Linked DNA regions of Homo sapiens: region 1 is linked to region 2. A link is a loop called in an ENCODE intact Hi-C map of the cell type or tissue named here. Cell type or tissue: psoas muscle. All regions are shown on one strand. Each heading gives the region's core, and the rest is flanking DNA. Links, peaks and the distances in the headings are about the cores only. Region 1 overlaps WNK2 (WNK lysine deficient protein kinase 2). Region 2 has its middle 120 kb from the start of FAM120A.

Region 1 (5,372 bases), core at 99-5,098, 70 kb before region 2:
GAAGAGATGTGTGTGAGGCTGAGGGAGGCGGGGGCTGGCGCCAGCGCGAGGCATCTGCATCTCTTCCGTTTTCCGAATGGGTCAGGAGATGCAGGAGTCCGTGCCTGATAGGTTCTGTGTCCCTACCTTCCCATGGCTCTGTGGCCCCTGCTCTTGTGGTATCTTTGTACCTGCCCTCACCCAGGCCTGGTCTGGCAGCCTTGGTGTGGCTTGCGTTGGGGCACAGGTTGTCTGTCTGAGGTCCACCCTTCAAAGAGCATCTTGTCAGGATGAGGCAGGGTGACAACCCCATCTTAGGGAGGGCAAGGAAGTGAGGCCGATAGCGGGGCAGGGGCTGGGGGCAGATGGCACTGCTGGCTGCAAGGGTGGTTATGGTGGGACCCGGGGCCATGTCCTGATGTCAGGTCAGGCGGATACCTCGTGGCAGCATGCTGGCTGGCTGTGAAGGGGCGCTCTGGAACACATGATATGTGCCCTGCTGGTGGGAGGCCTTCCCACAGGGATCCACACCCCTACACAGTCCACTCATGTTTTGGGGCTTGCAGACTATTCTGTTCAAACTCGAGTGAGGTGAGAGGGGCTAGTATGGGAGCCTTCCCACCTGGGCACTCTCGCACTTGGGCCTCCTTATCTGGGTCCCATCCTTCCTGGCATTTTCCCACCTGGGCCTCCTTACCTGACCTCCTCCTACCTGGCCTTACCCCAGCTCTGAGCCCTGTCAGCCCTGTAACTGTGGCACAGCCCTGCCTTTTGAGCCTCAGCCTCCGCAGGAAAGCAGCTGGCATGGTCCTAATGTGAAGGGGCCTGGGGTGGAGCATCCCTGGTGCCAGGTGCCCCCCAGCTCCGTTAGTGCTGAATCCAGACTGGAGTAAGCTGCCCCACCGTGAGCCGTTCCTCCTGGCCATCACTTCTTGCTGTCTTATCTCCAGAGGGCTTTGTGCATAGAGAAGGAAGGGATGGTACATATTGGATAGCAGGGTGGTGTTTGATTAGACAGTGAGTGGGAAGAATCGCATCCGTCCTGTGGCCCACCCGAGTAAGTGCTGTTGGTCCCAGCAGGTTTCAGCGGCAGCTCAGAGCCCGCTGGTTTGCAGTCAGGTCTGTTTATCAGAAGGCCGAGGGCCACACCAGGGAGCAGGAGGGGGACCTTGCTGTCTGGGCTTTCCTACCTGAAGAGCCTTTCTGGGCACAGTTAGTGGCTACAGAGGGGTGCCTTGTGACATGTGAGGGTCACTGCCAGACTCAGTGGCTGTCCCTGCTGTTTGGCTGGGGAAGGGTCCAGAAGTCTGTTGATGAGCTGGGCTGGCCACCCCATGGGGTACCCTGAATGCAGCAGCTGGGGTGTCTTGTCTGTCCGGGAGGGAAGTGGTTACCTGCTAGGCTGGGGCTTGGTATTTCTGACCCTGCCACTGGCTGCCAACAGAGGGTCTCAGGGCCAGCAGGCCCAGTGAATGTGGCTGTTCCTTCCAGCCCTGAGAGGTGAGAAGTTTCTCTAAAATTTCAGCCTTCTCAACTCCAAAATGGGGGCAGAAGACAGAGGGTACTTGCACTTTCCAATCCATGGTTCCTCCTTCCCCACTTGTCTTACCTTTTACTGCCAAGGAGCTTTTAGAGAGAGACGAGAACAGTGAGAAAGCCAAGCCTAAGCCGCAGTCGCCCTCCAGGAGGCGGCAGGTGTCAGTGCGCGCTCTGAGGCCCTATGCACACTCTGACCGGGGGCCAGATGGGGCAGGCTGCCGCAGGCCCCAGTGGGTGGTGGGGGCCTGGCTTTGATGCTGTGTGTCCTGTTCTCTGACCCTTCAACCAAGCTTGGCAGGTTCATAGACGGAGCCCCGTTCCTGGCCTTTGCACACAAGTAGACTCTTCCACAGAAAGGGGTGTGAGAATGACCATTCCTGTTTGTTTCTGCTCACTCCATCTGCTAAATGTGCTCTGAGACAGGGACTCCCCTTGGGGAGGGTGTGGTCTGGAGAGGGGTGTTCCCATCTCGGCCTGGGTATTCCCAGACACACCTGGGCACGGCCCCCTCAGTGAAGGCAGCGCCGGCCCTGACTTGCACCTTGTCCCCTGTGCCCCCAGATTCTGCTTGGCCACCCAGCTCCCTATGCTGTGGACGTCGCCGCTCAGGTCCCCACCGTGCCTGTGCCACCGGCTGCGGTCCTCTCGCCGCCTCTGCCGGAAGTGCTGCTGCCTGCCGCCCCTGAGCTCCTGCCTCAGTTCCCCAGCTCCCTGGCCACGGTGTCTGCCTCTGTGCAGAGTGTGCCCACCCAGACTGCCACACTTCTGCCACCAGCAAACCCACCGCTGCCTGGCGGGCCCGGGATCGCCAGCCCTTGCCCAACTGTCCAGCTGACGGTGGAACCAGTCCAAGAGGTGTGTGCCCCTCCCCCCAGCCTGTCCCATGACTGGGCAGTTGCGGCCACCGGGGATCTGCATAGTGACCTGGGGTCTTAGTCCTAGAGGTCGGGGTTGCTTAGCTCTGGGACAGCCACCCAGGTTCTGTTCTCACCTCTCCCTAGATTTCACACTTTCTGTAAGCCACATCAAGACAGAGGGTGTGATTTTTATAGATACAGGTTTAGAGGATGCTTTCCCTGGGACAGGATGCAAGAGACTGTGAAAAGCTTTCATAGCACCAGTGTGTCCTCTTTGAGGGATGATCAAAGTGGGTTAACATTTTTGGAAAGGAAGTGGCTCCCAGCTTTTATGAATACACTCGGGTCCAAGCGTTTCAACAAGATAAAAACCTCTATGCCTGCTCCCATTGTGACGCCCCCTGGGTCGTACCCACCTGGCTGCAGAAGAGAGCAGGAGAACGCAGCGGGGCAGGCTGGGCTGAGGAAGTGGGGAGGGAGAGCTGACTATGCGTGGCTGTGCCCACAGGGAGGCGGGAGTCCGCATGACCTGTTCTCTTTTCTCCGGGTGTTTATTTCAGGAGCAGGCCTCACAGGACAAGCCGCCCGGCCTCCCGCAGAGCTGTGAGAGGTAGTGTGGCCCAGCCTCGACCTCGCAGGACGGGTGTAGGGGCGCAGGCCTGTACAGCCACTCAGCCTGGCTCCTGCTGCTGCTTCCCCTGGAACCCACTATAGTTTGCCCTGATGCCATTAGGGGTTTTTCAAACCTGACCTGGTGGAGCCTCAGGGCCCTCCTCTCTGGGTCTTGCCAGCTGTTGTTGGAGTTTGGTAGCCAGAGGCCCCTGGCTGGGCTCTGGGTCTCTGCTCTGGTTTGCAGTGCTGAGAATGTTCCAGAACGGAGAGGCTATGGGCGGAGTTGGCAGTGCCCAGAGACTAGGAGGGGGCTGGGAGGGTGGCCCCCTGTGTACAGGGCTGAATCCAGCCCCGATCCTGGGTTTCCTGGCCTCCTGGGCTGTGGACACAGGTGTTTCAGGAAATGAACCGTGTCCTTATTTGAACTGTGACCATTTGTTCCACCCTCCTGGGGTGCTGGGCACTGCCTGGGCTTGGCATTTTGCAAACTGCAAAACGGATTGGCCTCACAACAGTGGTGGGTGTGTTTCTGTTGCTGTAGCACAGATGGGGAAACTGAGGCACAGGGGCTGATTCGCAGGTCAGGAGACTGAGAGGATCAAGGTAACGCAGCTAGTAGCTAGGAAGCCTGTGCTTCCTTCTGCCCGTGCCACTTGGGTGCAGCAGGGAGCTGGGTGAGGGCCCAGAAGCAGGCTTGGGGTATTCGCACAGGACGGGCTGCCTCTGTAGGTCACAGATTTGGGCCCTGGAGACTCCAGACTGTTCCAGATAAGCTGACTTTCCCCGCCATTGCCGACGTGCTGGTTGTCCTTTGGTGCCATTAATGTTCTTGGGTTTTGCTCAGCTATGGAGGTTCTGATGTCACTTCTGGAAAAGAGCTGAGTGACAGCTGTGAAGGCGCCTTTGGAGGGGGCAGGCTGGAGGGCAGGGCAGCCCGAAAACACCACCGCAGGTCCACGCGTGCGCGCTCCCGGCAGGAGAGGGCCAGCCGGCCCCGGCTTACCATCTTGAACGTGAGTGGGCGGGGCGTGGCGGGGGTGTGGTGGGGGTGGGGGCATGGTGGGGGTGTGGTGGGGGTGGGGCCGTGGCGGGGGTGTGGTGGGGGTGGGGGGGAGGGGTACTTGGGGGTGTGTGGGGGTGTGGCGGGTGCACGTGTGGGTACGCCCGTGGTGGGTGCTGATGCTGCCCCTTCCAGGTGTGCAACACTGGGGACAAGATGGTGGAGTGCCAGCTGGAGACGCACAACCACAAGATGGTGACCTTCAAGTTCGACTTGGACGGGGACGCACCCGATGAAATTGCCACGTATATGGTGAGGCTGGGTCTGGGTGGCTTGGCTCCCGGTGTTTCTTGGACACGTGTGGGCCTGAGCAGAGCGCCACAGGTCACATGTCGAGCCTGGCCTTGTGTGGAGGTGTCGGTTGGCCCAGGGGCTTTTCGGGACAGTGCTGACCTTTTACGCCTCGGGCTCTTCCCCACACTGGGCGGAAACCCCTTGGGTTTGGAAGAACAGCTTGAAGGATGTTCTAACCATTCTAAGATGCTGCTCCCTGAGGGCTTCTGGAGCATCTGAGCCCTTCCTCCAAATAAAAGGAAGCCTTGTGGGTAGGTTCCTTGAGTGAGGCACGGGAGGGCATCCCGGAGTCTGATGTCCTGTGGTCCTTGCTTAGAGCTTCCTCCAGCCTCCCCAGCTGGAGTGCGGGCTCTGAGCCCTGACCCATGTCCCATGTGCCCACCCAGCTCTGCCTGCATCTCCCTCTGGAGCCACCCCTCCCTGCCTGTGCAGACCAACCTGAGTCCATGAGCACCTTGTAGGCCTTCACAGCCCCACACCTGTGGTCCCCAGCACCTGAGCCAGGCTAGGAGTGGGGATCGTTTTCGGGCCCTCAGAAACTCTCCAGCTGAAAGCACGCACGAAGAAACATGGAAAGGATGTACATGTGGTCCTCAAATTTCCTGGTGCATCCGTGACTGCCTCCCAGGAGAACATTCTCCCCAGACCATTATTCCTGCATCAGTGAGGTTTAGGGAGCCAGGTCCTAAAGGGGCCAGCAGCACACTGGACAGTGTTGTAGCGCTCACTCCAGATGGCCACCAAGTGCCTGGAGTAGGCCGGCATGAGTAGGGAATAGAATATACCACTCAAGTTAATATCATAGATTGCCCCACGTGCCTGCCTGCGGCTGCTGCATTGCACATCATCAGAAAGCTGCCCCCTTGGGCTGCATCCCCCTGGCCACCCCTGCCCTGGCTTCGTGAAAGCCTCATGTGGGCTTTGCAGGGGGAAGCCCCTGGCTTTCTGCTCCTAGGGAGCAAGTCCCTGCCTTAGTGTCTGCTTTGCAGAGACACCTTGGACAAAGCCCTCCCAGATCCCAGGTCCAGAGC
Region 2 (5,372 bases), core at 216-5,215:
TGTAATCTTAAGGAATTTAGCAATTATGTGATTTACTAACATAAGACAGTATTTACTGACACGACCAGACAAACTGAAAAGGTCTTCTCACCTACTCCTGGAGTCTTCCCAGAATCCAGACACCCAGTGTAAGAAAACAGGTGTTGAAAGCTCTGCTGTCACTTCAAAGAGAATAATCACAACAATAAATGCAAAAGATAATGTACTAGAAACTGTGAAAATCTTAACCTAAGGTATGAAAATGTTCAAATAAAAATACTACTGCATGCTAAGCACACAGCAACAAAAAGAAGCACTGCAGAAATGGTTGTGAAGCTTTATGAGAGTAAAAACAAATGAAGAGGGGAAAACACAACAACCATTGAGAAATAAGGACAAAGAAGGCATTGAGGGAAAGAAGCACAGAAAAAAAGATTATCCCTGAAAGAAAATCTGTTGACTAAAAAAATCTGTTCTAAATACTTAATTTAAAAATGTCTATTCTAGGCCAGGTGCGGTGGCTCACGCCTGTAATCCCAGCACTTTGGGAGGCCAAAGCGGGCAGATCATGAGGTCAGGAGATCGAGACCATCCTGGCTAACATGGTGAAACCCCGCCTCTACTAAAAATACAAAAAAATTAGCTGGGCGTGGTGGCGGGCCCCTGTAGTCCCAGCTACTTGGGAGGCTGAGGCAGGAGAATGGCATGAACCCAGGAGGCGGAGCTTGCAGTGAGCTGAGATCGCACCACTGCACTCCAGTCTGGGTGACAGAGTGAGACTCCATCTCAAAAAAAAAAAAGAAAAATTTCTATTCTAACACACTGTCATTTGGGAGGCCTACAAAAACATTTCCTTAAAAAATTACCATGACTTCAACTATATTTTTAAAAAGCCTTGACACTTGGAAAAGACTATGATAATAACTAGAATAACTTGTCTCACTATTTACTTAGAAATATTCTATTTAAAAGTCGACCAACAATAGGAACTTTGCAATTGCACAACAGAGAAAGTAAATGAATAACACTCAGTGGCCATGGCGTGTTTCCCCATCTACTAGAACATTCTGTGACTTACACCATCTACCCTGAACCATTCACCACGTCTCCATTCACGCAGTGATTCAAATAGAGTTCCTGTGTTCATTCCACAATAAACCTCAGTAATTCGCACATCACAGTACTTGTAACCATTTGTTAACAGAAAGAGAACGAGTCTTCATATATGAGTTTCTTGTAGACACAGATAGCTGGGTCTTGATTCGATCCAACAGCCTCTTTCTTTTAATTTGCATATGTACATCACTGATGTTTAATTATTGATATATGTGGATTAAGAGCTACTTACTATATTTGTTACTGTTTTCCATTCTTTCTCCATGTCTTCCATTCTTTTTCTTCTTTCTCTTGTTTCAGTTGAGCACTTTATATGATTTGTTTTTTCTCTTTTCAGGGGGGCACAGGTTCTATAGTCCAATTATTAGGCCTGAGTCTTATAAGGAGTCTCTGGGCTGTGATCTTCAAATGTGATTCTCAGTCCCTGGCCCTGCTTAGCTGGAATGGGATAGCTATGGGGAGCTAGATTTGGGTGTTTCCTTTCCCTCAGATTAATTAGGTTCTTGTGAAACCCAGCAGGTTAGGCTCTGGTTAGGTAGTTTCTCCTGACAGAAGGCCTTGTTAAGAACAGAGTGTTCTGGCTGGGTGTGGTGGCTCACGCCTGTAATCCCAGCTACTTGGGAGGCTGAGGCAGGAGAATCGCTTGAACCTGGGAGGCGGAGCTTGCAGTAAGCCGAGATCGTGCCATTGCACTCCAGCCTGGGTGACAGAGCAAGACTCTGTCTCAAAAAAAAAGTGTTCTCTCACATTTTTAAATAATTCTCTTTTTCTTCCCCGCGCCAGAGGTACAAGGGATTTTTCTCCAATATTTACTGTGAGAATTTCGTAGAGATCTAGCAGGTAAAGTGCACAAAAGCATGTGGACCCCCACATCACCAGGCCCTCTGGAGTCTTCAATTCTCAGGTTTGTCCATGTTGAGCCTCCAACAATCTATCAATGACAGTTTAGGTTTCCTTGCACTCACATTGGTTCCTGCGGAGGTTTCTACTCATGGGCTTCTGCTCCACTATATTCAATGCATTCAACACGCTAGAACCCTTGCAGGAAACCATGAACATTGTCTCTACTTGGCAGCTGTGGACACATAAATCCAAATCACACCCCTGCACCTGCCAGAAGCAAAGGATGCCCGTGATCAAGGGTTTGACCCCAAGTCAAATGTCAGTTTCTGACCCCAAAGCCTTCAGGAACAAACACCCTCGTCTCCTCTGCCTTCATTCCTCTCAAGTCTAACATGTCTGTCTCTTCCTTATTATAATAAAAGTGGAAGCAGATTCAAGGAAATTAAGTTACTCCTAACACACAGCTTGAATCCAATATTTGATTACAGGGTGTACCCTGCATTCTTCATGGCACTTCATACTACAAGGATGGCAAAACACAAGACTCTGAGCAGGTCAAATTCCAGTGGCAGAAACAAGATGCATCTCCAGAAAACAGTAAAGATGCCATAACGGAGACAAAGACAATAAGCACTGCGAGAGGTCAGAGGGAGACCAGATGCCCAGAGCTCCAAAAAGCTGACGATAACCTTCACAGACAGGTAGGAGGTGCATACCCAGAAAAGACAGGACATGTTCGGGCAGTTCTACTCACTCCAAGTTCAGCTCATCCTAACAAAGATGATGATATGGTTTGGTTGTGTCCCCACCCAAATCTCATCTTGAATTGCAGCTCCCATAATTCCCACAGGTCATGGTAGGTATCTGGTGGGAGGTCATTGAATGTCTTTCCTGTGCTATTCTTGTGACAGTGAATAAATCTTACAAGATCTGATGGTTTTATAAAGGTAAGTTCCCCTGCACATGCTCTCTTGCCTGCTGCCATGCAAGACGTGACTTTGCTCCTCCTTTGCCATCCACCACGATTGTGACGCCTCTCCAGCCATGTGGAAACTCTGAGTCAATTAAACCTCTTTCCTTTGCAAGTTACCCAGTCTTGGGTAATGTCTTTATTAGCAGCATGAGAACAGACTAATACAGACAACTTGCCAAATTAGACGGGCAACTCGCATTCTTCTCAATCCCTCCCTGCCGGAGGAACAAGCATCTCAACTGAGACGTGCCCCAGTCACCACCCATGTTCCCAAGTCAGCACCTTGACCTGGTTTCCACATCTCCATCACTAGCACGGAACTCTTGTTGGGGTCATAAAGCTTACTTATTTTGCTTTTGTCTTACTTCTTACCTATGTTTCAGAGTTCAGAAAGAACATTTAACTAAGATGAAAACTGTATTGTACAGACACTTTGACCTTGATGACATGAGTCACATTTTACAACAAAATGCAGATGCCTTATAATTCTAGTGCATAAGGGCTTCCAAGACCATCAAGCAGTTCTCAAACTTCAGTGTGCAAAAGACTGACTGAGGTGCTTATTTAAAATGCAAATTTTGGGGCCCCAACCCAGAGATTCTGATTCAAAGGGTACTCAATATATTATCTTGTTAGAGGTTAATTTAAAACTTTGAATATTCAATTGCAACTCTTTACTTCATTTTAGAGTTTTAGCATTGCACACATAGCAAATAAACATTTATTAATTTTATACTTCTCTGCACATACAGCAAATCAACATTTATTAATTTTATACTTCTTTGCCATAAACAGGGTGTGCATCCCTGGATAGCAGTGAGCCCTTCAGTGACCTCTGCCCTGGGTCAACCGACATTCGTTCCCATTTTAAAGAGGGACAGAGGACAGAGAGGAAAGATCACCTGCTTCAGGTGACACACCAGGTAAGAACTGGCATGGAAACTAACAACTACGTCTCTTAGATTTCTTACATCAGAAATAGATGTAACATCAACCAGCCCTGGTTATCTACTCTGTGGAGTTCACACTAAGGAAAAAGAGACACTGACTTAAAGTAAAGACATTTTCTTTCTCTTTCTTTTTTTTTTAAAAAAAATATTAGTTTAAAGGGAGGGGAGGAGTACAAATTTAAGATTTCCTTGATCAGAATTTTTTTTTTTCCACAGTCGGAGTTTTGCTCCGTCACCCAGGCTGGAGTGCAGTGGCGTGATCTCGGCTCACTGCAGCCTCCAACTCCCAGGTTCAAGCGATTCTCCTGCCTCAGCCTCCAGAGTAGCTGGGATTACAGGTGAACGCCACCACGCCTGGCTAGTTTTTATATTTTTTAGTAGAGATGGGGTTTTACCATGTTGGCCAAGCTGGTCTTGAACTCCTGAACTCAAGTGATCCGCCTGCCACTGCCTCCCAAAGTGCTGGGATTACAGGCATGGGCCACCGTGCCCAGCCTCTTCGATCAGATTTTAAACAACTATATATTTGTGAACTCATTTACTCAGGGACACACAGTGTTTTTATTATTATTATTGTTTGTATTTTTTGAGATGGAGTCTCGCTCTGTCACCCAGGCCATAGTGCACTGGCGACATCTCAGCTCACTTCAACCTCTGTCTCCTGGGTTCAAGTGATCCTCCTAACTCAGCCTCCTGAGTAGCTGGGACTACAGGCACATGCCACCACGCCCGGCCAATTTTTGTATTTTTAGTACAGACGGGGTTTCGCCATGTTGGCCAGGCTGGTCTCGAACTCCCAACCTCAGGTAATCCACCTGCCTTGGCCTTCCAAAGTGCTGGGATTACAGGTATGTGCCACTGCATCCAGCCCGCACAGTGTTTAAAATATTCCTCTAAGGAAACAATTCCAGCCTGGGTCTAGGCAGCTTTCTAGGGTTTTGCTTGGGCAAACAGTGTTATTTCCAAAGTGTCCTGTAACCTGCTGAGTTTAGGAGAAGGAGTGGAAATTCAGAGCTCCCTTGATCCAGGAGCCAGAAGATTAATGTTTCGGGGGTCAGCAGGGGGTTGCTGTGACGGGTGTGAGTGGCACCACACCGGACAAATGCCCCCATGTTTTGGTCATCACACAAACCAGTTCTTGTCAAATTCCTCCCCAGAAAGTTTCCTGTGGCTCCAGGCCATGGGGCTGGGATGGTGCAGATTTTAAATCATGGAAACTTCAAGAACATACCTACTCTTCCTCTCTCCTCTCTGTCCAAGGAGCCCCCATCTGAGTACAGACTGACCGTCACCCACCTACAATAAACTACATCTCTGAGCAAAACACCAGCTGGGCTGGCAGGTCAGAAGGCAGCTTCCCCAGGTCACTACCCGCCAGGAAGCACCCAGCGACCCACGCACCACTCACTTTGTCGCCCCTCCGCTGCCCTCGTCGTTGTCGGAAGATGACGATGTAGAAGAGCCAGGGAAGTAGGCGGAATCCACGTGGTTGGGGCTGCCGCTCTGGGCCG

The links. Hi-C counts contacts between places; a loop is a spot of excess contacts. Peaks named below come from ENCODE experiments on the same cell type or tissue, not always from the same donor. Only the 100,000 strongest peaks of a DNase experiment are listed, where the experiment ranks them.
Region 1: a loop joins it to region 2, with 7 times the contacts of the local background. A loop is called at or near these places in 2 of 110 quality-filtered maps.

What each region holds. Positions count from the first base shown.
Region 1 is chr9:93,259,735-93,265,106 of GRCh38, forward strand. WNK2 (WNK lysine deficient protein kinase 2) reads left to right here. Exons shown (of 30, transcript NM_006648.4): 13 at 2,080-2,373; 14 at 2,936-2,985; 15 at 3,832-4,000; 16 at 4,183-4,299. Among named protein-coding and RNA genes, the nearest start is that of WNK2, 78 kb to the left of the region's middle. RefSeq lists an enhancer at 3,135-3,803. In psoas muscle, for the core only: no CTCF peak of the experiment used is centred there; DNase peaks (open chromatin) are centred at 2,357 and 2,937; H3K27ac peaks cover 786 bases.
Region 2 is chr9:93,330,105-93,335,476 of GRCh38, forward strand. It overlaps the pseudogene FAM120A2P. Among named protein-coding and RNA genes, the nearest start is that of FAM120A, 120 kb to the right of the region's middle. In psoas muscle, for the core only: no CTCF peak of the experiment used is centred there; no DNase peak of the experiment used is centred there.